2 separate regions of the Homo sapiens genome follow, and region 2 is linked to region 1. The links are chromatin loops, found by intact Hi-C in ENCODE. Cell type or tissue: heart right ventricle. All regions are shown on one strand. Each heading gives the region's core, and the rest is flanking DNA. Links, peaks and the distances in the headings are about the cores only.

Region 1 (16,127 bases), core at 3,127-11,126:
CACCCCACTGGAATGGGGCAGTTTCGGAATCTTCCCAGAGATGGTGCAGAGGCAGGCAGCCTTGGAAAAGCTACACCAGTGACCTGAAAGTGCTCTTGTGCCTGGGACAGCCTCTACCTTAGGTTGGAAAGCAGGCGGGGACACAGCACATGTTCTTGCCTTCCCACTAGAATAGTCTAGGGCTGTGTCTGCTTCATGACTTTCCAATTGGCTGATGACACTTTCTGGATGGTCATCTAGGGATCATGGGGTGGGGGCACAGAGACCTGTACCATCCACCCCCTCCAGTTCCTATTCCCTGATATACCTGAGAATCTCAGAGACTTACCAACCACATGCCCCAATGTTGGAGACCTGAGGTCCAGGGAAGGGGCACAGGAGCTTGCATTTCAGATGCTCTGACTTCCAGCACCTGCCACTCAACACATGAATGAGAGTGCACTGATCTGAGAGTGAAGCAGCCTTCCCATGTCCCCCCAGAGAAAGAGTAACACTGCCTTTCATCTCCCCATGACCCATGCATTCATTCATTCGACAAAGGTTTCTAGAAGGCCAGGACTGTGCTAAACACTGGGGATTCTGTGAAGAACAGGACAAACAGAGCTTTGCCTTCATTAGGTTTATGATCCAGTGGATGGACTGACAAGAAACAAGCAAACAAAGAAATGAGTACAGAATGGCCTATTTAGATAATGACATCTGCCTTCTTCTGAAGTGTAATCCTCAACTGGCCAACCTGATGGCATAATTATATCATGAGAGTGCAGCGAATTTCTGGGAGTCCTCTGATTCAGTCTAGGCTCACTGTTCCCTTTGCAATACTTTCATCTCCTTCCTGTTGGGGCCAATAGATGTACCAAGGGTAGTGTCGTCATTTTTCTACGCAATCAAGCATGCAGCCAAATACAACTTGGCCTCTGCTCATTCATATCCCCTAAATGTCACAGAAGCAATGTGACATCCTATGATGAGAGACCATGCTTTGGAGTCAGGCACAACTAGCTGCCCCCAGCTCTGTCACCATGTGAGCTTAGAAGAGAGACTTTTTTTTCCCCAAGTTTTGAGATGTTAATGGAGATCACTGTGGCATCTGTACAAGGATTTTATTTTTATAGAATGAGATGTGTTAGGATCAGGAAGGAATTTTGCCCAGCTCCTGGCACCCAGTCACGTTGTGATGAATCTTGGCTCCCTGTAGACATAGTGAATGACATGGTGAGCCTGGAGGCCGGCTCAACCCAGAGTTTCTTAAAGTGTGGTCCATGAACCACCTACATGAGGACGGCCTGACATATTTGTAAACTGTAAACCTGGAGTATTTGTAAACTTGCAGCTTCCTGTGTCCAGATTCTGTCTCCAGATTCTGGAGCGCAGCCCAAGAATCTGCATGTTTCACAGCACCAACCCTCCGCTCTGGCCCCACCACCAGGTGATTCTTAGGAGCCTTAAAGTTTGAAACTTGCTGGCTTGATTGGTGGGCCAGGCTTTTGTTACCCTGAGGGTCAAGAAATCACTTTTTAATGGTCAACCCTAAGCAAAAGAGCTTTCATAGGTGTAGAGAGTCACCTCACCCACAGCCTCCTCACCAAAGTACTTCTGTGTGGGAAGGGAGACTTTCGGGACTTTAGCATTCCTCTGCCCTGGCTAAATCCCCTCCACTCAGCACCTTAGGGCCACCCAAAGGAATTACCCACCCTATTTCAGGGGGATGGCAAGACCCAGCTAATGTTGTTTCTGGACATATTGGTATGTCAGGAGGTTGGATCTGCCAGGAGCTTCCTTACAGGAGGACCCAAGGAGCCTCAGTGGGCAGAGCTCATCCTAAGAAAAACATGTCAAGCTCACAAACTGGGTTCATGGGTGACAATGGCAAGGCTGGATGAAAAGGAGATTCTGGCTCTGTTACTCAGAGCAATGTCCAACTGTTTGGACTCATGCCCCTTCGGTGAGTGGCTGGAATGAAAGATGAATAAAAATGGAGAGAGCTGTCACTGGGGCATCACTCATTGCTCATTGGTGTGGCACTCTCTGTGGTCACTGGCAACAGCACCCTGGACCACACACCCAGGTCCTCACTGCCTCATGCTGGCAGCCTCAGGGTAAACACTGGTGGGTAGTGGCAGGAAAGTGGGCTCCTCTGGTGGGTGACCTTGTGCCCCTCTGTGGGCTCTGGCAAACCCACTGCCATTATGGGGTTCTGCAGCATCAGAAGAGAGGCTGTGCACTAAAGCCAGGGAGAACACCCGGTGCCACAGAAGATGAACTTGGGAAGCACACGAGTCAGCCCCCTAGGACCACCTCCCGGAATATTTGGGAGGAATACGAGAAGGGCTGGGAATCCCCAAAGTACGCGTTACAGTCACAGAAATGTGAATTTGTGAGTTGATGTCACTCTCTTCTTACCCCCAGGCTGGTGTGGTTTCGGGAAGATGGATGATATCAGCAAATGTTCTGAGGTTGGGAAACAGGATTAGTCACCCGGCCCAAGAGGATGAATTCCCTAGTTTCTGTCTCCTTGGTGACATCACTGCTCCAAAGCGTACCATAAGATGGTGCCGGATGAAAAGTTCTATTTCTAGAGTTCTCATAAAAGTGCCATTATTTTGTTGATGGATTAAGAGGCCAAGGTCACTGTATTTCCCAGGAGCTTCCCTGTCCACTCCACATATGGAATGCTCTTCCTCAGCAGTGGGCAGGCAGGACTGTCCTCCAGGGAGACAAACTCCTAGCGGCAAGCAGCATACCCGGCTCGGTGTTTTACTTTTATCAAAATCCTGTCTGTAGTCACCAACACTAGCTTTCAGATTGAATTTTTCAAGAGCATGTGGCCAATTGTGTCTGTGTTCTTCCACAGTTTAGAGGTATGGGGTCAAATTAGGGTTTGAAAAGCACCCCAGGGAATATTCTTTCATGTGCTAAGCAAAGGCTTGGCCAGAGTTCTGAAGAGCCGAAACCCTGCGAATGGATTTGATGAGTTCATTAGCATCGAGCGAGATGACAGTTTTGGCTTGCTTCTGAATGACAGGTTTTTTTCAAAAGCTTGTGAGGTGAACATGGAGAAGATGCTTCCTACCCACCAGGGAGGCACTGGTTTGTGCTTCCAGAATCAAATCACTATCTCACTTAGCCTTGCTTGTAACCAATTACAGGAGCTATTTGGGAGCTGGCCAGGGTCGGAAACAGAGTCTTTGAAGGAAGGGGATATCAAGAGAGATCAGGATAACTTTAGCTGTACCATGAAGCATAACCCACTCCTCAGCCAAACCACCAGTTTTAGCCTGGGGATGCGAGATAGGCAGGAGAGTAGCAGACGATGGGAGAAAGCAGATCGGATCATGGCCCTTGTGAGGGTTTTGGTCAACTTTACATATACAGGACCAAAAGTAAGCGTGGCAAAGAATGGCTAAGCCATCTTCCACTGAGAAAACTTGGCCAGGTGAGCAACGTATGCTTCTACCCAAGTAAACTGGTTTGCCCGAGGCCCCTGGAGTGAAATCTCCACAAAACACCAAAGAAACAATCCATGTGCGTTGAGATGACTTCATTCATCCCTTTCCCTTTTTTGACTCCCTCTTCCTCACTCTCCCACACATCATCCTAACAGGAGGAAGGAAAAGGACTGCTTAAGCATCCAGGGTTCTCTCCAGCCAGAGCTGCCATGGAAAGCCAGCTGGCAAACAATGCGGGCTCAACAAGAGTCATTTTTCAGATGGGGATTTTTCTCTGAGTACAGTTTGAAAACTAAGGCCACTTGGAAATATGAAGGGCATGTTTTGTATTTCCCAGAATGTGTGTATGGGGATGGTATCTCATTCTTCTTCCCTTAGAGTGCTTTCTGTGCTGCTTCCTCCTACAGGAACGTCCTTCTGTGGGTCTTGCTTTTCCTCCTGTGCGCTGGCAGAGAGAGGATGGTGGCGCGGCCAACACACGTTTGTGACTGAAGACCATGGTGATTTTGTAGCATCCTGGGTATTTCACATCCATGAAGTAGGAACGGAGGCTCTGCCCTGGGTGCTGCTGCTTGGGTCTCCTTTTCTGGAGAGGGATGAAGACCTCGGCGAGAGGCATGTTCTTGTGGGGAGGTCATCGCTGCTGGGAAGGAGAGGACATGCTTCTTGTCTAGTAAAGGCCTTGATGACACCCCATATTAAATTCAGGGAATGAACCTCTTTATTACAAAGTGCTCCACATCAGGCAAGGTGGGAGAGGAGAGAAGGGGGGGAGCGTGGGGTCCGGTGGGACAGACAGACCCGGGCCAGCTCTCCCAGATGCATCTGATGAGGTGAAAGCATCCACCCAGAGTGGCATCACCCAGAGTGAGACTTGAGGGGGGACTGTACATTTCATGTCCTTTCCCGTTACTGGATTTACATTTCTGACTTTAGGGAATACTGAAGTAAAATTTTTAAATTCTGACTTTCCAGATCCATTCCAAAGTTGATTCTGCACAACAGTTTGTAGTTTTTTTTAGCCTCTTGTAGCCCCAGGCTCAAAATGCCCCCTAACATTCCTGAGTAGAAGAAACTAAACATCTAAATGACCAAAGTCATGCAGGAAGGCACGCATCAGATCCAGAAACCCAACATGCATTTACACATGACACTGCCTCCTCCTCTTTTCAAACCTGTGCAGCTCTATGCTCCTTATTTTTGTATTTCCAAAGGTTTGTTTTTGACTCACCTTTCCTGCGTTCCTTTCTCTCATCCGTGCATCATTTGGAAAACACAAAAGTGCTGCTCCTGAGGTTTAGCACCTTCTCCCTGTAGCCACTCACCAGCAAGCCCACTCTCCCATGGCAGGACCTGGAGCCTGTCATTCGGGAACCATGTGATAGCACTCAGAATCTTAGAAGCAAGAACAGCAGATTTGGAGTGCCTGCATTTCTTATGGGATACTGATCTGGCCAGCTTTTCTTTCCCATAGGAATGGAGAAAATCGTGGCAGAGATGATCCAAACAACCCGATGAGCTCAAAAGTGAATTGTGTTTGCCTTTGAAATGGGGTCTCAGATTTGCACTTATTCCTTCTGCACAATAGCACGACAGTCATCCAGCAGTGGCGGTGGTATTGAGGGTGTTTGTGCACGCTGCCTCTGCGTGGAGCAGGAAGGCAGGCTAGAAATGTATTTGGATGGCTGAGGGGTAGGGCCACAGACTGGAACCCTTGGTGTGGGATGGTGACTCAATGGCATGTTACCACACATCAGCAGACGAAGAGAGCTTTCTTCTTGCTCCCAGGCCTCCTCTTGACTAGACAATGCATTTCTGCTGCTGGTTGCTTCAAGGTAACTCTGAGTAAAAGCCCTTTCGCTATGAGGAGGGAGACACTTAGAGGAGTCTGTAACACCCTTGTAAAGAGCTCCTCAGGGAACAAGGTCTAGAAAGAAGGGTACAGAATGGAAAGCCAATTGGTTGTTTCCCCAGCCCTGCCCCCATCTGAGGATCCTGTTTTATAAACTTGTCGCCCCGGTTCTTCCAGTCACTTTCAAAAATCTTTGTAAGTACATGGATACCAGAAAAAAAATGTGTCTGCTATTATCCTAAACCACCCTGCGCGGCCAACCTGCCCACAGGCAAGGCAAATAGCTAGGGAAATGCTCTCTTCACTCCATCTGTTCCCAGGCAACCATGGATATTAGCAGCATGCACTGCGTGAAGTATACGGGCAGGCAGGGCCTCTGTGCTGTGGTGTGAAAAAAAATCATAGATTTCAGTAAATGTAAGACCAACACCCACGACATTCATTATTCAGCAGAGTAGTTAAGAGTTCTGAAACCAAACTGCCTGGGTCCAAATCCCAGCTCTGGCACTTACTAGCTGTGTGATCTTGTGAGAGTTACTTAGATTCTCTGTGCCTCAGTTTCCTCATCTGTAAAAAGAGAATATCAACCATAATATCTACCTTGTAGGATTGTTGGAGGGATTAAATGAGTTAAAAGAAACTTAGTACAGTGTGTGGCACTTAGCAAGGACTACATAAAAGTTTGTTACAAAAAAATTTTTATATGTAATAGCACACACAGGTGGGGCATATTTACTCAGCACTGTTGGCTTCATGACAAAACAACTGAAAAGTCATCAGAATCAGACTGTTCCATACTTGCAAAGAATACAGCCCATACTCACGAGGATCCAAACTCAGCATTTTGAAATCTAATAGTACTAGTGAAATCGCTGTTATGCCACTAAGTGCTAAGATGTTAAGACTGGGCTTCCATCGTGCCTGTGACATATTTGTTGTCCTTTCCACCAATGTATCTTCTCAGTGAGTGAAAGAACCTCAGGGTCCAAGGCTCATCTAATCACCCAGCAGAGTAATTGTCAATACTATTTGTGTTATGGGTCAAGCCTTCCTTAGTAGACAGGAACAGTAAACCCTGAACAGAAGGGGCAAGGGAAAGAGAAGGGAGGAAAGCCTTTGTATTGTTTCCCCTTCCTGTTCCTTGTTGGGCCAAAATGAAACCCCGGGGCAACACCAGGAGCCTCTGTGGCCTCCCAAGGCTGCCTGTCGTTTTGGACTTGAATTCCGGTGGTCTATGAAGCCTGTGGCCATCACTGCACAGTGCTCTTGGGTCTTGTACTTCGGGGATCCACAGGTATGTCTGCAAGTTTTTAGGGGCTCCCAACTATCTCAGTTCTGGCCAGACCTCCTGAAGATGCTCAAATCCTCCCCCAGCCCACCCCTGATCTGTGCAGGCTTCAGGGAGCCAGATATGGATTCTAGGTAGAAACCTGTGTTCCCTGATGTTCCACTGGAAGTTGCAGAGTTTAACAGGCTACGGGCTAACAAATATTTTGAAAGGCCTTGGAACACCCAGCATCCTCCCACCTTGCTCCAAGCAAAATGCAATGTGCCTTCCATCTCATCTTCGGCATTTCCCCAGCCCTTCTCAGCATGAGCTAAATGGCACACTTCATCGACCGGTCAATAAGTCATGTTTATCGAACTGACAGTGTGTGACGCAGGGGTGTGGGAGCTGCAAAGATGGGTGAGCAGGGAAAAAAACAACCCAGTCAAATGTTAGGGTTTATGTATAAAGAAGGCGGCTCTTCACTTCTCTTTCCCCAGCCTGGACATTCACCAACCCTCCTTTCCAAAAGCTCCACAAGGAGATGGGCATCATGATCACCCTGAACTCAAAAGCCCTTTCTTTATGTGGTGCTGACCTCTAGAGGCTTCTAATTAAAAAGCATCCGAAAGGGCCAACTTAATTTTACTGCTGGTTTTTACACTGTACATTGTTGCCCTATTTCCCAACAAAATAAGGATAAAATATGTTACTTTAAATGATCCCTAAAAAAATGCCTACCTTGTTCCTTGACTGCCTAATTAAAACTTGCCCAGATCATTACAAATGCCATTGTTTACTCCAAAAAGGAAAAAAGGAGGGTTAGAGATAGGGAAAGTACTTCAGTTTTTTGTTTTTTTTTTTTTTGCCTATTGTGGTCCTAAGAGGAAAGCACAGTGCCAGCTTTTTCAGGATGCATTTCTTGAGTTTCCAAAGGGCCAAGTCTGCTAAACAGAGACAGGAATGTTCATTCACTCTGATTTGGCAGGGCACAGGGCAAAACCACCCTGACACTCAGGTACACGGACAGCAAGTCCACTTTGTCCAGCCCCGGCGTGGCGTCCAAATGCTGGGTGGTGGGTCTGGTTCTGTTTATTTTGTTGTCCTTCAACCCAAACCTGTACACAAAGAACTCTATGACAATGGAGGATCCCACTCGGCCCAACTTCACTATGGAAACGAGGCTCATTTCTAAAGGGAGTGAGACTGTTGATTACATCCCTAAGCTGAACACCCCAATTTTACTTTGTTGTAGTTCTGACTCCTTATTACTTTCACGAAGGGAAGGAAGGTGTGGAAAGGCAGGAGAAAACACGCAGGGACATAAGCATTTGGGCTAACACACAGCCACGATATCAACTGGCGTCTTCAATTCTAAAAGGGATCCTAGGGGAAAGAGCTTCAGAATCCCAGGACAGTTTTGCCAATCCTGGCCGCCCCACCCTGGTTCTGTGAGTGTTTCCATTACAACTGTGCTTCATGTCCTCTCTACCGACTCCTGACTCCCCTAGACAAGTCAGGGCTAGTGCCCAAAGGGAACTCGGGGACAAGTCTCCCACTCTTTATTTTTACAGATGAGGAAACAAAGCCGGAAGTCGGTGGGGTGGGGAGGGGACATGCCTAGGGCCACAGTCAGCCCAGGAGGAGTCTGGGCTAGAACCTCTTGCCCTCAGCCACTGATTTCAGAATGATTACACGGGGGAAATGTGGGTATTTTTAACACCAGTGCCCGCACTTAAAGGGGCCAACCTGCATTTTATAAACTCTATCTGTGAGACGGATACAATAACTGTAACAAAGGAAGTCCATAAGTAAGACTTCGCCTGCCCCCGCTGCTGCACCACGAGCAGGGTTGGGACTGCTGACACAGAGCTCACCACTTGAGTACAATCTCTAACAGCCACATCGAAAACAAAGGACCACACACTATCTAACATACACACAAGCCTTTATGCTGTGCCTGTAAAGCAAAACTCAAATCTAATCGAATCTAATGGGTCTCTCTATGGAGACCCATTCATTTGGAGAAAGAAACTGGCTCTTAATCAAATAACAGAACTTACCATCAACTTCCAGATGAGTTATTTAAATGCCATGTTTGGTGAATAAATAACCGGGAGGAAGGTGGTGGAGACATGGTGTCATGTCATAGAATGACCACAGAATACAGATTTCTAATTAATGCCAAAAAGAATTCCTAAGTAGGCTAGAAAAAATAGGGTTCTCAAACACAAAACTAAAGTATTGGTTCAAAGAAGTAGAAAATTACTAACTACCAGTTATAGCATCACAATAGACATATGAATGCATCACACAGAAATGATTAATCTTTGAACAATGGCAGTGTTTCATGTTACCAGCTCCTCCCTCTCTTCCCCCAGCCTCCTCACAAACAGCAACCACACAGCGAGCTGCCGGTCCTTTACTCTTTGCTCTTCATTTATAAGCCACATTAGGTGTCCTTTGGGACCAAACATTGTGGAGGCAGAAAAAAAGAGGCAAACACCACCAGAGTTTGAAAGGCTCTTTAATAGCAAGCGAATGGTAATTACATGGTCGGATGAGGTCCTCACTCTCAGGGGAGGGAGGAGGGAGCAGAGGTGGACAGGGTGCAGTATAGGATTTACACTGTTTGAAGCATCTAACGAAGGGCAACAGTTTTTGGCAACCCAATTCACAGTTTTGTAATTTACAAGAGATTTCTTTGAAAGGAAATAGGAAGGCAAAGAAAGCACACATACCCTACCGGCAACACTTCTTGCCTAAAAAAAAAAAAAAACAACAACCAAAAAACAAAAACCCAACAACTATTCCTTGCTTTTGCTTCTTGTGTAGATGACTAAATTTTGCTCTCATGCTCAAATTAAGACTGGATCACGGATAGTGAAGATCTGCCCTAGCATTGAAGATTTACTTCCTCCTCTTCAGAGCTGACATTTGTACTGCGCACTACTCTTATCTTTATCTGCCTAGGTGTCAGAAGGGGCTTAGTAAAAAATGAAACTTGAGAAACAAAACAAAACAGAAAAACAGGGAAAGGCAGTTTACAAAGAACAGACTGTCAGCTTTCTGTCTGGTATCAAACAACTTGAATACAGCTCTAAGTAAATTAAAACATTTATTTTTATGTGGCCTGGCATCTACTTTTAATCGCTTGTGCCTATTCAGCCTTATAGTGCTTTAAATGGGGTTTCTAACATGAAATGCTCATGGGTACTATATTTTCGTAATCCAGATTTAAATAAAAATATAAAAGACAACATATTATGTTAAATAATATGTTGTCTTTTATATTTGCCCAGTGAGCAGAAGCTATAGATATTTTACCATGGACACCCATTGCCATGGACACCACAGGCTACCAGCATTCTGGCAGGTTTCAGAATTACTCTCTATAAAATCTAAAAGACTTCAGCTTCTTGTGTCATACCTGTTATCACTAAACTGGGAGAAGTGACTGGGTCTTTATGAAAAAGGATCAGTTTTTAATTCAAAGAAATTTTAGGCTTCTCCGAAGACTGGGTGATCAGCAATGGCATCTCTTTGGAGCTAACACCCACTGCAGGGGAGAGGGGTCTGTGATCGCTTAAGCATTAATTGTGCTCTTTCTACAACCTTGAAGCACAGTGAGGAGGTTGGCCCTGCCCTCTGGCCTGAGGGGGCACTCCTGCTTCCTCCCCGCTGCCAAGGACACCCAAGTTTGCTTTGTGATTTACCTGCCGGGTGCCTGGAGCCCCTCTCAGATCTGCCTGCATTTGGGAAAGACAGGCTTCTCAGGCTGGCAGCTGGTTTTACTGAAGGAAAGAGCCCTACCAGATGAGCAGGGTTCCTGTTGGTCTCCTTGGCTGGGGGGCACTTTTAAAGTGGCAAAGCCATGCCAACACAAGGCATTGCCTCTCAACATACAGTCAGTTCCTTTGAGGAAAGCAGGCCCCCAGTGAGACAGCCGTGAAAATGAAAACAGTTTTCCTGGGGCTCAGGTGGTAACTGTCAGACCCCAACTCTCCCATTCTCCCTTATTCATCTCCTCCCACCCCAAGTTAAGTCCTGCCTATTCCTTCATGCCTCTCTGTAAGAAATCAGATCTGTTCATACCAGTTTCCCAACTTGTGAATTTTAACATGCAAAGCCTATTCCTAAAATATAAATTCCAATGACACTTGGGACCACAGCTCCCCTAGGTCCATGTACATTGTGCTCTTATGAAACAGAAACAATATTCAGAAATATATTGTGCTAGAGACGGTTTCTGTTTATACATGAAAGATGACAGCAACTATAAAGGAGAGAGGTTTTCGTTGAAGTACACTGGAAATCTAATTCTGGCACCAGGACACAAGGAGGATCCCTACATAAGAGACTTTTCCATTGCACCATGTGCTGCTTTGGGCCTGGGAGACAGGAGTGGACACCTGAGTGCAGGTGAATCCACAGTGGTGACAGGCACTACACGGGGCCTCACCTCCCTCCCTGGCTCCGTACTTCACTCTGATTCCTTGACGTCTGCTCGATATGGTGATCAGGCTGCGGAAACCAGGCGGCCATAAGAACAATGTCTCTAGGATTCACTCAAACCCAGGATCACGGTTTTGTAATGTTATCAAGGCATGATTTTGGATTTCAGAGCTGGCCCAGTGAACAACAAGCAATCAAGCATTCCTTTCTCTTTCTTTCTCTCTCTCACATATACACACACACTCTTTCTCTCTCACGTTACTTTCACTGTCACTTTCTCTCTACTGGATAACAGGCCAAAAGTACTGGCACTCATCTTTCACTTTCTTCCAGCTATTCTTCCTACACATCTCTCACTCTCAGGTAAGTTAAACATACACCACTTCCAAAGCCCCAGTCTGCCACAGCACAAAGAAAAGCCATGTCTCCACAGGCAGAGCATGTACAGCTGAGATAAGTCCTCTGGGGCCTCACCTTTCCCTTTCCTCTAAGGAAGAGAATTTCATCTGCCCCATGAGATCGAGCCCTCAGGGGCTTGGGCACTCACAGATCAACATGTTCTAAGGTAGTGCAGGGGTCAGCATCCTAAAGGCAGCACCTTGGCAAGATCCCACATGTATTTTCTTCTCGAATCCCTAAAAGTTTCCTTGACTGTTGCTCCTTACTCACACACACACATAAGGCAGGCACAGAAGGGCAGTGTTTACAGCTGGAAGGGCAAATGCCCCTTGTTCACAGACCAGTTAGACTTGTCAAGGTCACACAGTCCTTGGCCGACTTGAACTAGAACCCAGGTGTCTCTCCTGCGTCCAAGGTCAACACTCCTCCTCCCACACCGCTGCCACCTCCTGGTGAGTAAATGTGTAAGTCTGTGAAGGGTCAGGGATGTGTTTCACCATGGAACCATTTCCATAACAGAAACCACAGGCTGCCAGGCTCACTGACTGCAGCTTTGCACCATGCACAGCCCTGCTTAGAGCAGCCACAGCGCAGGAAGAAGTGAGTGTGTGGGCAAGTGTGTGAGCACGAGAAGGGATGTGCACACATTCAGAAAAAGGAAGTCTTAGAAGAAACAATTCGATCTGCTAATGCTGTTTGGGATTTTGCTATGGAGATTAAGTAACATACAGACATGTTCTCTGTTTCCTACCCCTGGTGCAAAACAAAGCCCAGAATTCTCATCAGCCCACAGAATGGCCGAGTCTATCTATCTCCACTCAATTTTTATAAACAGAGAACATTAACATGATAATACCAACATGTATTTGGTCAAAGTCTAAACACTTTTTTGATAAAATACATTTTATGTTAATGTCCATTCCATTTCCAAACATACATAAATTTAGATTTTAAGCTTCAACGTATAAAATTTCAGTTTACCTTCCAATGGAGCAAGCTAGTGAAGCTTCCTCATTTCACTTGCAGAAGTCATTCTTGCGGCTTACTGCATTAAAGTGGAGGTTACGAAACCTGGGCGACACCTGTGTAATATACAGCTCACAATCACCTTTGCTCATGAATGGAGCCAATCAGAACACAGGCAGGGCTGCAAAGGGCAGTATATGCTCACCCCAATGGATGAAACACTAAGTTGTGTTTTACTAATAGGCTACTTGGAAGGAAATTCATTTTACTTGAAATTAACCTTTAGTATGACTTTTCAAGAAAAGAACACAAAGTGGGTACTGAAGCACAGATGGAAATCACTGTCCTATTATTTTACCCGATGACTTAAAACTGGAGTACGCTGTTTTACCACGAGCAGCCGAACTCCTCACAGCACCAATCAATTAAACAGAAAATGTCGAGACAATCAGGTTTACACCGACATGCCTGGAAGATATACAAGACTCCCATAAGTTCTGTGGCCTCTGCTGCTACTGCTTGTTTTTAATTCAAAACTTTCACAACCTAACAGGCACATGTGTGACTGTTTAAACGTACCCACCCCAGATGCTAGGTTTAATCTAGTGTTGTAAAGGAGGCATTCCGCATCCTAGGTTAACTAAAACCAGGGATGCAGAAGGGTCCAGGAATAATTCCATGTTAGCATTACAAAGGATGTCCCCAGTAAGTAATTGTTGGCTAAACGATAACAGCAGTATTTCCAGTTATTACAGAAGTTGTTTCTGTGAGTTGTCTGAGTATCTTGATTATTAAAACGTTCCCTGTTAACCAAGCTAACCCACGATTAAAAGATTCCTACCTTCGTGTCCCTTTACAAATACACCACAATTAAGTCCCTCGAAACATGTGATTAAATTTTTAAATAAATTACACAATGGAATCCTTTTTTTGACTTTTTTTTTTTAAATAAAAGACTTAAAAAGTAAAGAAGGATTCTACCATATTTTTAAAAACTTTTAATCCTGGTTTACTTTTCTAACAAATTTATCTATGGCTTCAAAGTTTAAGCGGCACTTGAATTCTGGATGTTTTCATGATTTAACAAGCGGCCATCTCATTAGAAAGAGAGAAGGTAAAATGTTTCATTTTATACGTGGGACGGCTTATAAACAGCTTTAAAAATCAATACATTATATCTTTCACCCCATCTATATTTTCCACTATAGACTTCAAAAGTGGCTTTGGAATTAGCATGTTTTGAAACAGTCGAACAAGCAAGTAACATTTACACCTAACCACGAACCAGTCGCTACATACCCAGGTAACTCAGTAATGGCAAAACACTTAAAGGCTTCTGGGCCTCTCTTACCCTCTTAGTCCAAAGCTAAGTGATTATCCTTTCCTGCCCTTGTATTTGCACTTGTGCAGTTTAATGACTAGATATTAAAATTCATGCTTTATAAGCAAAACCTTTCACTTACGGACACTTAAAAAGTACATAAAAAGTGCAGACTGCATTTCTTCTCTGCCATGCTTTCCCTCAGTAAGGTCACCTGTGAGGACTCAAAACCTATCCTTAATACATTCAGAGTTCTCTACATTCGAGTCAGCGAATGTTAATTCTCCAACATAAACTTAAGAGAATAGTCAGCCACAAAATGGACTCTAAATTCAAAATGGCAAAGGCTACCAAGACAACTCCATAGAAACCCCACTGAAGCGGGAGTGAAATTCAGGTCACTTCTGAGCAAAGCTCATCACAGATATTTTGTGGTCGTTAAAAAGGTATTTCATTTTAATTTGGATGCTGGGAGCCAGATGTCCTATTTCGAAGTGCTAATGCAAAATGCTAACCCAGGAGGGGCAGTGACCCCACCTAGGTTACTGTGGGGCTCACTCTCCTTCTCAGGGGAGCCCCCAGATTTACTGCTGGCTGACCCCCATCTGGGGGTGGTCCGCCTCTGGCTCCTCTTCTTCCACGTCAGCACTGTACTCTTCAAACGCATCGTCATCTGCATCCGGAAGCCCCAGTAACTACAGGGAGAGAACAAGAGAAAAGCAGCTGTGAGCGCCAAATGGCCCACAGGCAGGAAGACAACCAAAGGCATCGGATCCACATTAAAGAGTACTTAACCCAGCAGCTGCAGACTTCCCCGTCAACCACCCCTACAATGATTTTCATAAACTTGTTAGACGGAAATGTCAATCTTTCAATGGATTAGTGCCCAAAGGGCTAGGTTTTACTGGGGAGCCTGGAGAGTCTCTATTTTTAAGTATCAAAATGTGGCACCACATATGCACAGAGAGCTAGCTATGTGCCCACACACACATCTGGGATGTCAGCAGTCGTATGAAATGAACTGTGCTCACTGTCCCACCAAGATGTCAAAAACTGATTCTGTATTTTCTGTCCTAAAAACACACGGTGCTATTATTTATTGGTGCTATTATTTATAACACATTTCTAAAAATCTAGAGACAACTAAAATGTTCAACAGCAAAATGGTTATGGTGTTATTGAAATGGAATCTTATATATCCACTCAAAATGGCATTTTTGAATGACTTGATGACATTAAAAAGATGCACATAAGTGTAAAAAAAGCATGACAAAATTGCACTTTTATTATGACAGAGTTTTTTTTTTTTGAGAGGGAGTCTCGCTCTGTTGCCAGGTTGGAGTGCAGTGGCGCAATCTCGGCTAACTGCAACCTCTAATTCCCGGGTTCAAGCAATTCTCCTGCCTCAACCTCCTGAGTAGCTGGGACTACAGACGCACACCACCATGCCCAGCTAATTTTTGTAGTTTTAGGAGAGACAGGGTTTCACCATGTTGGCCTGGGTGGTCTCGATCTTCTGACCTTGTGATCTGCCTGCCTCAGCTTCCCAAAGTGCTGGGATTACAGGCGTGAGCCACCATGCCTGACCCAGAGTTTCTTTATATATGTGTGTATGTATATATATATTTTTAATAGAGACAGGGTCTCAGTATGTTGCCCAAGCTGGTCTCCAACACCTGGACTCAAGCAATCCTCCTGCCTCGGCCTCCCAAAGTGCTGGGATTACAAGCATGAGCCACCACACCTGACCCGGAGTTCTTAAAATTTATACACATATGCATAGAAAAAAGACTTCAGTAAAATACACCCCAATTTTAAGGTTTTTTTTAAGATTGTGAGATTATGGGTAATTTTTTCCTTTTTATCTTTTTGTATTTTCCAATTGCTGTATAATTATGTGGGACGTTCAAAATAAACATCGTTTTTTAAAGCACTGGCTGGTCTTTGGTTAGAAACCAAGTGCCATTTGCTAGGCCTGATCAGTATGAACACCACCTCCTGGTGCAGGCAAGAAGCCACAACCCTAGCTGTCGGACCTGCCTGTGATAACCAGGCTTCTGTCTCCTGGTGCCTTCATGAGATCTACAGTCTGTTTGTGGCCCAAGGACTTCTTACATAGGGGTGTCCAGGGCCATCAATTTCAAGCACCTTCACTGAGTGGCCCTAATGATCTAAACACTAACTGCATCAAGACAGTAAAAAGAAGACTGACCATTCTGTTCAATTGCATTGCCTCCCTGGTGTCCTGCCACCCCCTTCCTCTCTCACTCCCTCCACGGCTGAAATGGGGAAAGAGAAAGCAGAGTCCTGATGAAAATAATGCCTTCACTCTGAAGTTCTCCAGCTGCAGCTCTCCCAGGTCTCCCAGCACCCTATGAACACATTCAGGACAAAATCATCTGCTAGGCATTGTTGGTC
Region 2 (13,105 bases), core at 994-8,993, 400 kb before region 1:
CCAAAAAAGGAGTTGCACAGCAAAATAAACTTCAGATCTCAACAAATTTGGGGAGATCAGGGATTCTCTGGGGGTGGGGTGGCTCCCAGGCCTCAGCCAATTGTCCTATTGGTTTCAGCCATAAAGACAGCTCAGGCTGCTACCACGCACTGATAGGAGATTTGTCAAAGATCGAGGCATCTTCACTCAGAATCCCTCTGTGATTACCAATTGTGAACACAAAATATCTGATATGGGTCTCAGTCAATTTAGAAAGTTTATTTTGCCAAGGTTAAGGACACATCCATGACATAGCCTCAGGAGGTTCTGTTGACGTGTGCAAGGTGGTTGGGGCACAGCTTGGTTTTACACATTTTAGGGAGACATGAGATATCAATCAATATATGTTAAGACATATATCAGGTGGTCCAAAAAGGTGGGATGACTGGAAACAGGGAGGGGGCTTCCAGGTGATAGGTAGATAAGAGAAAAACAGTTGCATTCTTTTGAGTTTCTAATAAGCCTTTCACTGAATACACAATTTACAGGACTAATCACTTAAGCCTTAGCCTGGCTCAGTGAAACAACAGGGCAAAGGAAGCAATCAGCTATGCATTTGTCTCACGTGAGCAGAGGGATGACTTTGAGTTCTGTCTAGCTATCTTGTTTAGGAATATAATGAGAGGCAGGTTTGCGTGCAGTTTCCAGATTGACTTTTCCCTTTGGCTTAGTGACTTTGAGGTCCCAAGATTTATTTTCCTTTAACATTTACAAGGAGAAGTGAAGAAATAAGTAAATTAGAGAGCTAGAAGGATGGAAGTTTACAGTTAGAGAGAGTGGGATGTTGAAGGTAATACTGGTTGCATATTTCTTATCCAAAATGCTTGGGACCAGAAGTGTTTCAGATTTCAGATGTTTTCAGATTTTGGAATATTTGCATTATACAGGTTCAGCACCCCTAATCTGAAAACGTGAAATCCAAAATTCTCCAATGATTGTTTCCTTTGAGCATCACAATGGTGCTCAAAAGGTTTTGGATTTTAGAGCATTTCAAATTTCAGATTTTCAGATTAGGGATAATAAACCTATATCTCAGAAACGGTACATTTCTGAATAATGACAAATTGTCATTATTTGCCATGAGAATTGTCATTAATGTGGGTGGAGATGGGGATGATTGTAGGTCAAGAGACTGAAGCAATAGGGTAGGCTTGGGTGTTAGTACGGCCCTTCATGGGAATGTGTTGATGTCATCCAGGGTCACGGGAGGCTTCTGAGTGGGAAGGAAGCTGAGAGCCTATGATTACGGTCTTCACTGATGAAGGCAGACAGTAGGAGGTTGGCAGATGGTGGGCACTGACTAGACTGGAAGTGCCAAGAACTTCAGTGGAGCAAGGTTTTACCCAAGACACAGAGGTTGTGGTCTAGAGCAGCCCAGGGATGAAGGATCACCCATTGGAGAGGACTGTGGGGAAAGCAGAGTCCTGGGAGATGAACCAAGCATCAGTTGAGGCTGGAACAGTTAAAATGTATACATCAAATTCTCTCCAAGGACACTGTACCCTTGGCTGAAAATTCCCTCCTTAGTCTACTTCCCATCCCAAATTCTACCCATCCACACTGTGGCATCCTAGGTCTCTCTAGCAGCTGAACAGGCAGGCCTCTGTAACAACTGTTTCAGCGCTGACTGAGTGGTTAAGTTAAATATTAAAAGTTGAAAGAGCCAGTAACCTTATACAAAGGCTGGAATAGAACAAAAGCCCACCACAAGTTTTTGCCTAAGTCTTTCCTGTGCCTTGAACCATGACAAGAGGAGGAAGGAATTCTTAACCAGACCCATTTAGGATTAAGTAAGTTTTTATTGGCTGGGTACGGTGGCTCACACCTATAATCTCAGCACTTTGGGAGGCTGAGGCAGGCAGATCACCTGAGGTCAGGAGTTTGAGACCAGCCTCCTGGCCAACATGGTGAAACTCTGTCTCTACTAAAAGTACCAAAATGAGCCAAGCATGGTGGCGGGAGCCTGTAGTCCCAACTACTCAGGAGGCTGGGGCAGGAGAATCGCTTGAACCCAGAAAGCGGAGGTTGCAGTGACCTGGGATCACACCACTGCACTTCAGCCTGGGCAACAGAGTGAGACTCCATCTCAAAAAAAAAAAAAAAGAAAAGAAAAGTTTTTACTGGGGGTCTGAAGACACAAGTTTTATTGGAGGTCTAAATGAACTCCTCAAACCTCCGTGATTTAGCAGGAGATGTGATAAGGGTAATCACCCCAGCACTTGGACCCATCTAGATTCAATACATTTACTGAGGCTCCAGAAGAAGGTCTTCACACCTTAGTTATGGATTAGAAGAAGTTAATCACTTACGTCTTTAGATGAATGCACACTTACATGTAGACATATGGCTTAGAAGGTATATAAACCCTGGAAAGCTTTGTAATTTTGAGTTAGTCTGGTGATATATTCCAGGCCTTCTCCCTGTACCCGGTTACAAAAATAAACTTCCTTCCTTCCCAGTTCAACTGCATCTTGTTATTGGGCCGCGAGAATCAGCAGCCTGACCCTCGGCTTGGACCAGGAACAACATGGTCTGAGAGAGCTCATCCCATGTTCCAAAGGGAGATTAAATGACAAATTAAGATACCCCAATAATAAAATGCCAACAATAAGATGCCCTACAGTGTAATAGAAACAATGTACCATTATGAAATTCCCAGTAGGAAATGAAAGCTCAAAGACTAAATTCACTTGCCATTTCAAGATAAAAAGAAAATTTCAGGTCCAAACTTTTTTCCTGCCTCAATTTCATATTCTGATCAGGCTCAGCCAGAGGATGTCTCAGTATTTAGACAGAGTGGAGGTTCCTGCGGCACCATCCTGGAGAGGTGTAACATTCTTTGGGTGGAAAAGGTGAACTCTGCTCTCATATGCTATCTACTTAAAGAGTCTGGAATTAATAGGGCACCAAAGATGATCACAGCTCTGTCTCCACATCCACCAAATTTAGAAACCAAATCTGATAACTAAGTCATTTATCAGAGACTCAGTGGTACCCAAGTGAGGAAGGGCCACTGGAGACAATCTTGTTTTTTTCACCGGGGCTGGAGTGCAGTGGCGCGATCTCGGCTCACTGCAAGCCCCGCCTCCCGGGTTCACGCCATTCTCCTGCCTCAGCCTCCCGAGTAGCCCGGACTATAGGGGCCTGCCACCATGTCCAGCTAATTTTTTGTATTTTTAGTAGAGACGAGGTTTCACCGTGTTAGCCAGGATGGTCTCGATTTCCTGACTTCATGATCCACCTGCCTCGGCCTCCCAAAGTGCTGGGATTACAGGCTTTAGCTACGGCGCCCGGCCATTCCCCTCCCTTTTCTGCTAGGCTCACTGAACTATTAACGAGCAAAAAGTAAACTTCCCTTTTCTTTGAGTTATTATACATTTGGGGTCTATTTGTTAGAGCAATGCGCTTGCCCTACTATACTCTCCCTGGGCCTTGTATGATGAAATTGGTAACAGCCACAAAAACTGCATCTGGGACACAGAAGGTGGTAGAGGGGAAAATAATCTGACTGACAAAGATTCTGTTTATAGGTGACTTTTTAGGATTGTGGAGTTAGGCAAAGCTGGGATCACTCACACAGCCTGATAGGGGATTTTCCTACGTGGGTGGGCTGACCTGGTGGTCCTGGTTACACTGCCCACCAGCCTTCTGGTGTCTCTACTAGGAGTAAGGTGCCTTCTCTTTCTCCTCCAGGACCCCACACCTCCAGACCCTGCTGAGGGAGGGCCACCCATTTCTAGTCCCAGCTCCTACTCTAACTATCTGTGTGACCTTAAACAAGGCCTTTCCCCTCTCTGGCCTCAGTATCCGCCTCTGAATAATGGGGCTGGGCCTGCCGACCTTCTGGCCCTTTTCTGCTCTGTGAGTTTGTGAACTTGTGATAGGGAGACAGGAGTCCTAGGAAGGAAATGGAACTGGTGATAGGGAGACAAGAGTCCTAGGAAGGAAATGGAACTTGTGATAGGGAGACAAGAGTCCTAGGAAATGGAAGGAGAGCACGTTTCACTCTGTCCAGCAGAGGGCAGCAGCTACCCACAAATCAACAGCTGAGCAAGGCCAGGGCTGTGTGGGAGCTATGCACAGGTTCTGCCTCCAGAAGCCTTCAGTGCCTGCCTCTGAGCCAGAGGGTTCCAAGCAGAAGAGGTCCCGCCCCCGGAGAGGGACCTCAGAGAGGTCCTCCAAGCCCCTCTCAGCTCTTACTTACGGCATCCCAGATGCCCTATTCCTCTTCTGCAGAGAGAAGGTGGTTCAGCCACTAAATGGTGCTGGGACCTCGCAGTTTGGTGGGAAGGAGGAAGCTTACTCAAGCAAGGAATATGAGACAGGCAAAAACCCACGCATAAGCCAAAAGCCCCTCCAAAGCGAGGTGTTGTTCCAGGCTGACAAGTGTCCAGCAGGGTGGACTTCAGACTCCCTGTTAGGAACTGAATTGTGTCCCCCAAAAAGAGAAAGTCACCCCAGGGTATGACCTAATTCAGGAAAGGTCATTGCAGATGCATTTAATTAAATGAAGATGAGCTCATGCTGGAGTAGGGTGGACTCTGAACCCAGTGGGACAAGCGTCCTTATTAAGAAGAGGGAAATCTGGACACACACAGAGCAGAGACCGCCGTGTGAAGATGGAGGCAGAGATCGGAGAGATGCTGCCACACGCCACAAATGCCTGGGGCTCCCAGAAACTACACGGAGCCTCCCCCAGCGGCTTCAGCAGGAGCATGGCTCGGCCAACACTTTGATCTTGGTCTTCCAGCCTCCAGAACGGTGAGTCGGTGAGTTTCTGTGGTTTAGGCCCCCCAGTTGTGGTTGTTTCTTACGGCAGCCCCAAGAAACCAATACACTCCCCCGTCCACTTTCCACGGCAGAGTTTGGGCGTCACTGAATCCCACCTCCACAGCAGGTTTTGCTTGGACTGCACAGTATTTATTGATGCTGCTGTTGGTTTTAATTTCTAATGTGTGTGCCTGTAGCTGTACCACTCCTCCTGATGACTCACCTGGCTCCTGCGGGCATCTGAGATGTGGTTTCTGCTCCACACTTCCTGGGGGAGCAGAGGAACTCCTCAGCCTCCTCTCAAACTTCTCTCAGGTTGTGCTGTTCACTCCCTCCCCAGGCTTCCGGTCCACACGGACAGCTCTGACCCCGAGAAGATTCTTTGTCTTAGACAAACATCTGCCTCCCTGTAACTTCGGTTCACCGATACTTGCTCTGCACTCCAGGGCCATACAGAACCCCTCTGCTCCCTCTGCCCTTAGCCATTGGCTCCTAGGAGACACTAGCTTGTCCGGCCGTCGCTTTAAACTGTCTAGTTCCAACTCCCTCAGAACTTCCTCAGTGATGCAGTTTCCTGACGGTCATATTGCCTGGATAAGCTCCAGTATGTTCAACTCCCTCTGTGGTTCAGCAACCAGGACTAAACAGGATTCACCTGATGCACATTCTAACCAGAGTCAAGAGGGCAGAAGCATCGCCTCCTGCGTTCCAAGCTCAATATCTCAATTGTAATCCCCACATGTCAAGGGAGGGGCTTGGTGGGAGGTGATTGGATCATGGGGGTGGTTTGCCCCATGCTGTTCTCATAATAGTGAGGGGTTTCTCACGAGATCTGATGGTTTTATAAGGGGCTCTTTCCCCTTTGTGCACCCTCTCTCTTTCCTGCTTCCTTGTGAAGAAGGTACTTGCTTCTCTTTCTCCTGCCAAAGCATGACCTTATAATTGTAAGTTTCCGGAGGCCTCCCCAGCCATGCGGAACTGTGAGTCAATGAAACCTCTTTCTTTTATAAGTGACCCAGTCTTGGGTATTTCTTTATAGCAGTGTGAAAATGGACTAACACAGATATTTGGCAGGCATCCAGTAGTCTTCGATAAACACAACCACCATCTAGTGGCCAGAACAGCCTTATCGGACCCCACTGTCTGCAATGAAAAGCTGTTCCTTTCCTCATCCTTTACAGGGCCAAGCACCCAGCATCCTGGGACAGTGGCCCCGTGTGCCCAGCTTTGAGGATGAGCTCATGCCTGGTTGCTCTGGGTGGAGAGAGGGAAGAGTTGAATCAACATCCATATGTATAAATCTCCTTTTGTGCATTTAGAATCACGTCCTTAGAATAAATTGCGATCAGTGGCATTACTGAAGCAAATTGTATCAAAAATGCAAAAAAGACCCATTTTTCCAAATTGTTTTCTAACAAGGAAGTCATATTGTTTGCTTTTTGATACTGTTCTTTAGAAAACGATGCATGAGAGTTTTACATTTCATATAGTGTGTTCTATTTATTTTATACTTTGCAATTTCTGTAATTTTTAAGCACTGTTCTTCCCATACTAGAGGCTCTGCTCTAACTATTCAACTTTTGTTTGTCCTAGTTTTCCTAAAATTCCCTTTTCCACTGGTGTGTGGTGCAAGATGAGGCACATTTTCCATGGATGGTGAACAGAGGGAGGAGCCTTTTGATCACAACCAGGTCACCCCACTTCTAAGCCACTGTGCCTCCAGCCCCACAAGACTAAGGAGAGAGAGCGCAGCGTGGTGGAGAGTGAGCTGTGCTGGGACCATTGTTTCCGTAACCTCGTTTTCTGTGTCCAGCTGACACACCTTCAAAGTGGCATCAGGTCCTAAACTGTAGCTTGCAATGTGCCTGTTTCCAGAAACCAAGGTGAAAGTGCTTTTAGACAGTGTTCCCATGCAAGAGTCCCTTCCCAGCTTTTTTCTGGAAATGCATGTTTCTCTGAACTCTGAGTCCCAAGAAAAATCACTTGAGACACCAAGAAAATGGGGGAAGTGCTAAAATTGTGTGGGAATTCAAGCTTAACAATAAACATCAAGACATTTTTGATAAAAATGAATCCACTGACATCGGGGAGGAGCAAGAGAACAGCACGCTGACACTGGGTCAGAGGCTAAGACCGACATTTCTGGGAACCACTCCCGGAAGGGCACAGAGGAGACGCTTTCAGCCTCTCATCAGCCAGCCTGGCCTGTAGCTGCTGCACGTTATGAGTGTGTTCCTGGCATGACTGCTTCTAACAGTGAGTTTTCTGGCAAATCAAATAAATACTAATAAGTCTGTATGCACATTATACTTTATACAAATCCTATGAGTGATGTTCCAGAAATAACAAGTTTTGAAGGCAAAATAAGTCCTTAAATTGGCAACTTTGACACATAATTCCATGTAGTAGTTAATCTTGCTAGAAGATCCCAATGTTGTTATTCTAATACAATCTGATAATGTTCACTGGCATTTTCCACTGTTGGCATCTTTACTATAGCCTACAGTTGTTTGTTTGTTTATTTGAGATGGAGTCTTGCTCTGTTGCCTAGGCTAGAGTGCAGTGGCGTGATCTTGGCTCACTGCAACCTCCCCCTCCCAGGTTCAAGCAGTTCTCCTGCCTCGGCCTCCCTAGAAGCTGGGATTACAGGCACGTGCTACCACGCCCAGCTAATTTTTGTATTTTTGGTAGAGACGTGGTTTCATCATATTGGCCAGGCTGGTCTTGAACTCCTGACCTCAGGTGATCAGCCTGTCTCGGCCTCCCACACACAGTGCTGGGGTTACAGGTGTGAGCCACGATTCCTGGCTGCCTACAGTTCTTTGTAAAGCAGACAAAATAGTTTCATTTTTTAAAGAAATGAACATATATGAGGCAACCTGTACCTAACTTAGGAGTTCAGAAATTCCCTGGACTGCCTATACATTTTGGTTTCTCATTCCTAATTCCCAAAGATTAAAATCTGTCAGGAATTTGGAAACATTGAATCACAGGCCAAAATAGGACCATGTCTCCATTCATTCATTCATTCAACAATTATTTATTGAGCGCATGCTATTTTTCAGGCACTGTGCCACATATTGAGAATAGAGTAGTGAGTAAGACAAAGTCATCACTTTAGGGAGTTTATATTTTAGAGGAGAGAAAGACAAATGAAAGTGTTTAGGCTGGGCATGGTGGCTCACACCTGTAATCCCAGCACTTTGGGAGGTCAAGGCAGGTGGATCACCTGAGCTCAGGAGTTCAAGACCAGCCTGGGCAACAATCCCATCTCTAACAAAAACATAAAAAATTAACCAGGTGTGGTAGCACATGCCTGTGGTCTCAGCAACTTGGGAGGCTGAGGTGGAAGGATCTCTTGAGCCTGGGAGGCAGAGGTTGCAGTGAGCTGAGGTTGTGACACTGGACTTCAACCTGAGTGACAGATCCCATCTCAAAAACAACCCTGGGCCGGGTGTGGTGGCTCACACCTGTAATCCCAGCACTTTGGGAGGCCGAGGCAGGAAGATCTTGAGGTCAGGAGATTGAGACCATCCTGGCTAACATGGTGAAACCCCGTCTCTACTAAAAATACAAAAAATTAGCTGGGCATGGTGGCGGTTGCCTATAGTCCCAACTACTCGGGAGGCTGAGGCTGGAGAATTGCTTGAACCCGGGAGGCAGAAGTAGCAGTGAGCCGAGATTGCACCGCTGCACTCCAGCCTGGGCAACAGAGTGAGACTCCATCTCAAAAGAAAAAAAAAAAAAAAACTCAGAACTATTTAATACAATGTACTGGCAAGCGGTGATGAGCACTATGGAAACGTGAAGCAATGTTTGAGTGCAGCGAGTGAAGCGGTGCTGTTTTGTTTGTGATTGTCATGAGGACCCCTCAGAAGAGCAGAGAGCTGAATGCAGTGAGCATAGAACCTTACTGAGGCCTGGGCAAGGCTCTTCCAGACAGCAAACTGCCCTGAGGCAGGACTGTGTTTGGCGTGTCCTGGAAACAGGAAAGAAGCCAGGGCCTCTGGAATGTGGTGAAGGAGAGGGAAAAGTAGTAAATGAGGCTGGAGAGAGAGGCAGGGGCCAGAACATACAGGGCTGTGTAAGTCACATTGAGTTCTTTAGATTTTCCTGTAAGTGTGGATGGGAAGCAGTTGGAGGGTTTTGAGGAGGGGTGGTGTGATCTGACCCGCATTTTAGAATCATCCCGTTGGCTGAAGTGTGGAGGAAAAAAGCAGGGGGCAGAAGTAGAGGTGAGGGGCAGCCAGTTAGGAGGCTACAGGAGTAGCCCAGACCAGACAGGAGGGTGGCTCGGCCCTCAGAGATCTTGGTGGGGCAGATTAGAGAGTGATCAAGTTAGAGCTAACAGGACTTTTTTTTTTAGACTGGGTCTCGCTTGTTGCCCAGGCTGTAGTGCACTGGTGCAATCATGGCTCACTGCAGCCTTGACCTCCTGGATCAAGGTATCCTCCCACCTCTCAGCCTCCCAAGCAGCTGGGACTATGGGTGCATGCCACCACACCCAGCTAATTTTTGTATTTATGGAGATATGGGTCTCACCATGTTACCCAGGCTGGTCTTGAACTTCTGGGCTCAAGCCTTCTGCCTGCCCTGGCCTTCCAAAGCATTGGAATTACAGGCCTGAGCCACTGTGCTAGGCCAGAGCCAACAGGACTTACTGAGAAATTATCTGAGAGAGAGGGGTCAAGGAAGACTCCCCCTGTTCAACCAAGCAACGAGGTGAATGGTGCTGCTGCTTCCTGAGATGGGGAAGACTGTAGAGGAAACAAACCAGGAACGACAAATCAGTAATTTAGCTTTGAATACATTAGGTTTGAGATGGCTAGTCTGTACCCAAACAGACCACACTGTGGCATCTGGGCAGCAGGATCTGCAGAATCCAGCAGGATGGATGCTGATGCCAAGCTGAGTAGACAGTTGGGTCTGTGAGTCTAAAGCTCAGGGAAGACCTCAGGGTCTGGGATACAAATCTGGAGATCATCACCCTGTCCATGAAAGCCAAGGGAATGATGGAAGATACTATGAGAAAAAGTGAAGAGAGGAAAGAGAAGAGGTCCATGGAAGGAGACCTGGGAGAATCCAACCTTCGATTAGATCAGGAAGAGGAGAAGAATCCAGTAAAAAACTCTGAGAAGTCTCTGGGAAGGAAGTCTTCCTTCCTTCCCCTGTACCAGGAGAGGTGCTATCCCAGAAATTAGTAAAGAAACAGTTTTTGATGGGGAGAACAGGATCACCTTTGTCAACTGCTGCTGCGAGACTTGGAAAAATAAGGACTGGGAAGAGAGCAATAGAAACTTTGAAAGCCATTGGTTATCTTGATAAGAGTTGTTTCTGTGGGGGTGGTGAGAACTGGAGCCTGACTGGATGGGTTCAAGAGAGAATGGGGAGTTCTAGCCAAGAAGGCTGATGAGGATGAGTCAAATTAAAAATGTTTTCTTTTTATGAGTCCTCTCATATTTACTGATACAACTGATATATTGGGTCTCCATTCTGCCACATTACTTTATATTGATCATGTATTGTATCTGCTATGCAATTGTATTGCATGTATCTGCATGGCAATTGTATTGCCATGCAATGTATTTTTTTTTACTTTAAAAATTATATTTATAAAGGTTTGTAATTTTATTCCAGTGGTTATTTTATATGTACACTTTTTAAAATGCTCTTAATTTTTTTTTTAAGACAGGGTCTTGCTCTTTGCCCAGGCTGGAGTATAATGGCATGATCCTGGCTCATCAAAGCCTTGGCCTCCTGGGCTCAGTAAGTCCTCCCACCTCAGCCACCTGAGTAGCTGGGACTACAGTCATGTGCCACCACAACAAGCTAATTTTTTTGTATTTTTTGTAGAAATGGTGTCTCCCTGTGTTGCCCAGGATGGTCTCAGTCAGGCGATCCAGCGCACAAGCAATCCTCTCACCTCAGCCTCCCTTGGCTCTTACTCTTATTTTCTTGTTTAAGCTTTTACTATCTGGTTTATAAATACTGCAGTATTCTTCATCTCCCATCCATTGCTCATACAACAATCTAGGGGCATATTCCGTTTTTCTCTATTTCCCTTGTCCCATTTTTGAGTTGCACTATTTCCTTATCATCTCTTATCAGCTGAAGCTCATTCTCTAGTATACCGTCAGAAAACTTTTTATTTTTTGCAAGGGGCCAGATAGTAAATATGTTCAGTTTTGCAGGCATGCAATCTCTGCCACAGCTCTACCATTGTAGAGTATAAGCAGCCATAGACAATATGTAAACAAATGGGTATGGCTGTCTTCCAATAAAACTTTATTTGCAAAAACAGGTGGTGGGCCAGATTTGGCCTATAGGCTAAAGCCCTGTCTTAGAGTAGCAGCAGATAAGGAGACAGAAAAACTGTACAGGAGGTGAGAGAAAACTGGCAGGAGAGCTAGGGGGATATTGACAAAAGAGGAGCCCTTTAAATCTTCCAGGGGTAGAAAAAATGAAATTCTTTGATGTTACTCAATAGTTTACCTGCTCGGAAGGAGGAAAAGTGTCTCTTCCATCTCAGAGTTGGCTCAGCATCCATCCTGCTGGATTCTGCAGATCCTGCTGGCCAGATGCCACAGTGTGGTCAGCTGAAAGTGATTTGCTCATCCTGAAAACAGCAGGTATAGAAAGCGCTCTTTCAGCGCCATGGCAACCAGATCGTGTTTTTCTAAAAAAGGATCAGATCAGCGGGTGTGTCCCTCCAGGCATTGATCCATTAATATGCACTGAGCTCATTTCAGAGCCAGGCCCTGGGCTGAGTGCTTGGAATACAAAGATGCAAAAGGCTAAGTCCTTGTTTTTAAGGAGCTCATAGACTGGAGGAGGAGGCAGACATTTACAGTAAACAGTGTAATCACACGTCATCAAAGGAAGGGACACACAAAGGGCTGGGTGGGGAGCATCTCCTCCTCTTTGGGAGAAACTGACCTGGAGACCTAAGGTTGAGCTGAATTTTGGAGAATCAGTCAGAGTTGGTCAAGAGGACAAACTGGGATGGGTCAAGGAAAATGGAGAAGCTTGAGAGCTGTGGCAGCTCCGTGAAATGGCAAGTATGGCCAGAGGATGGCATCTCCAGGGTGCCGGAGATGGCCATGGAGAGGCACCGAGGCCAGGCCATGCCGGGCCTCTGCTGCCTCTGCTGTCACCAAGGTCAACCACAACCTAGTGCCCAAGCCAGTGGCATTTTCCAGCCTACTTTTACTCATCCCTTCTTTTAGAAAATGCTGCCTTGACAGTCTGATTTTCATGGTATCATGATCCGCTATCTCCTGATGTGTCCTCTGTACATCCAGCTGCTCTTTCTCACTCTCTTATTTGTGCTCTCACTTCCTTAAATTTTAACCTTCTTCTCGTGCTGCACTTTCTCCAGGTATATGAGAAACCTCTCCATTTTTCACTTTCATCTGTATTGCTCTTTGCCTGTTGGCCTCAATTTCTCCCACCACAAGATGAGCCCCTAAACGTATCTAAGAATGTGGCCTCAAGAACCCCAGTGTGGCAATCCCAGTGAAAAGCCTTTTCCCAGTACTCATCTTTCCATCCTGGGGAAGGCATGGGATTGCTTTTGGTTGGTTGTGTACCTACCCTGGCACACAGCACTATTATCAGAGTGATGGGCCAATACAATATATGGTGAGGGAAATGAGGTTCCATGATTGGCCCCATCAGTCACAAGGATGGAAAGGCAGTTTCCTAAGACAGATGTATCAGGCAGGAGAGAGGAGCTATACAATGTCAACAGGGAAAGTGTAATATAAATAATCATGAACTAATAATAGAGGGTTAGCCACTAAGGGATAAAAAGAAGTCTAAAGGTTACAGAAACAGGTGAATGGATAAACAAAATGAAATGTTATTCTGCCATAAAATGGAATGAAATTCTGATACATGCTACCCCATGGATAAACCTTGAAGACATTATGCAAAATGAAATAAGCCAGACTCAAAAGGGCAAATATTATATGGTGCCACTTATACAATGTACCATGAATAGTCAATCCATAAAGACAGAAAGCGGAATGGAGGTTTTCAGGAGCTGGAGGAAGGGGAGAATGGGAAGTTATTGTTTAATGGGTGATACGGTTTGGCTCTGGGTCCCCACCCAAATCTCATCTCAAATTGTAATCCCATGTCAAGGGAGGGACCTGGTGGGAGATGATTGGATCATGGAGGTGATTCTTGTGATAGTGAGTGAGTTCTCATGAGATTCGATGGTTTAAAAGTATGTGGCTCCCTTCTGTCTCTCTTTTTCTCTCTCTCCTGCCACTTTGTGAAGAGATCTGCCTTG

Evidence for each region. Peaks named below come from ENCODE experiments on the same cell type or tissue, not always from the same donor. Only the 100,000 strongest peaks of a DNase experiment are listed, where the experiment ranks them.
Region 2: it touches region 1 in a loop (10-fold over the local background); 66 of 110 quality-filtered maps call a loop at or near these places.

What each region holds. Positions count from the first base shown.
Region 1 is chr7:30,155,715-30,171,841 of GRCh38, reverse strand. It overlaps MTURN (maturin, neural progenitor differentiation regulator homolog), which reads right to left. Exons shown (of 3, transcript NM_152793.3): 3 at 9,080-14,404. The coding sequence ends at 14,294. It also overlaps the pseudogene RPS27P16. Among named protein-coding and RNA genes, the nearest start is that of MTURN, 29 kb to the right of the region's middle. RefSeq lists enhancers at 1,934-3,133, 2,456-3,281 and silencers at 8,334-8,393, 11,991-12,050. In heart right ventricle, for the core only: a CTCF peak has its summit at 7,175 (motif pointing left); a DNase peak (open chromatin) is centred at 8,122; H3K27ac peaks cover 1,554 bases.
Region 2 is chr7:30,555,426-30,568,530 of GRCh38, reverse strand. It overlaps GARS1-DT (GARS1 divergent transcript), which reads left to right. Exons shown (of 7, transcript NR_038889.1): 4 at 4,533-4,800; 5 at 6,403-7,065. Among named protein-coding and RNA genes, the nearest start is that of GARS1-DT, 16 kb to the left of the region's middle. RefSeq lists an enhancer at 3,903-3,952. In heart right ventricle, for the core only: a CTCF peak has its summit at 4,049 (motif pointing right); a DNase peak (open chromatin) is centred at 4,070; H3K27ac peaks cover 747 bases.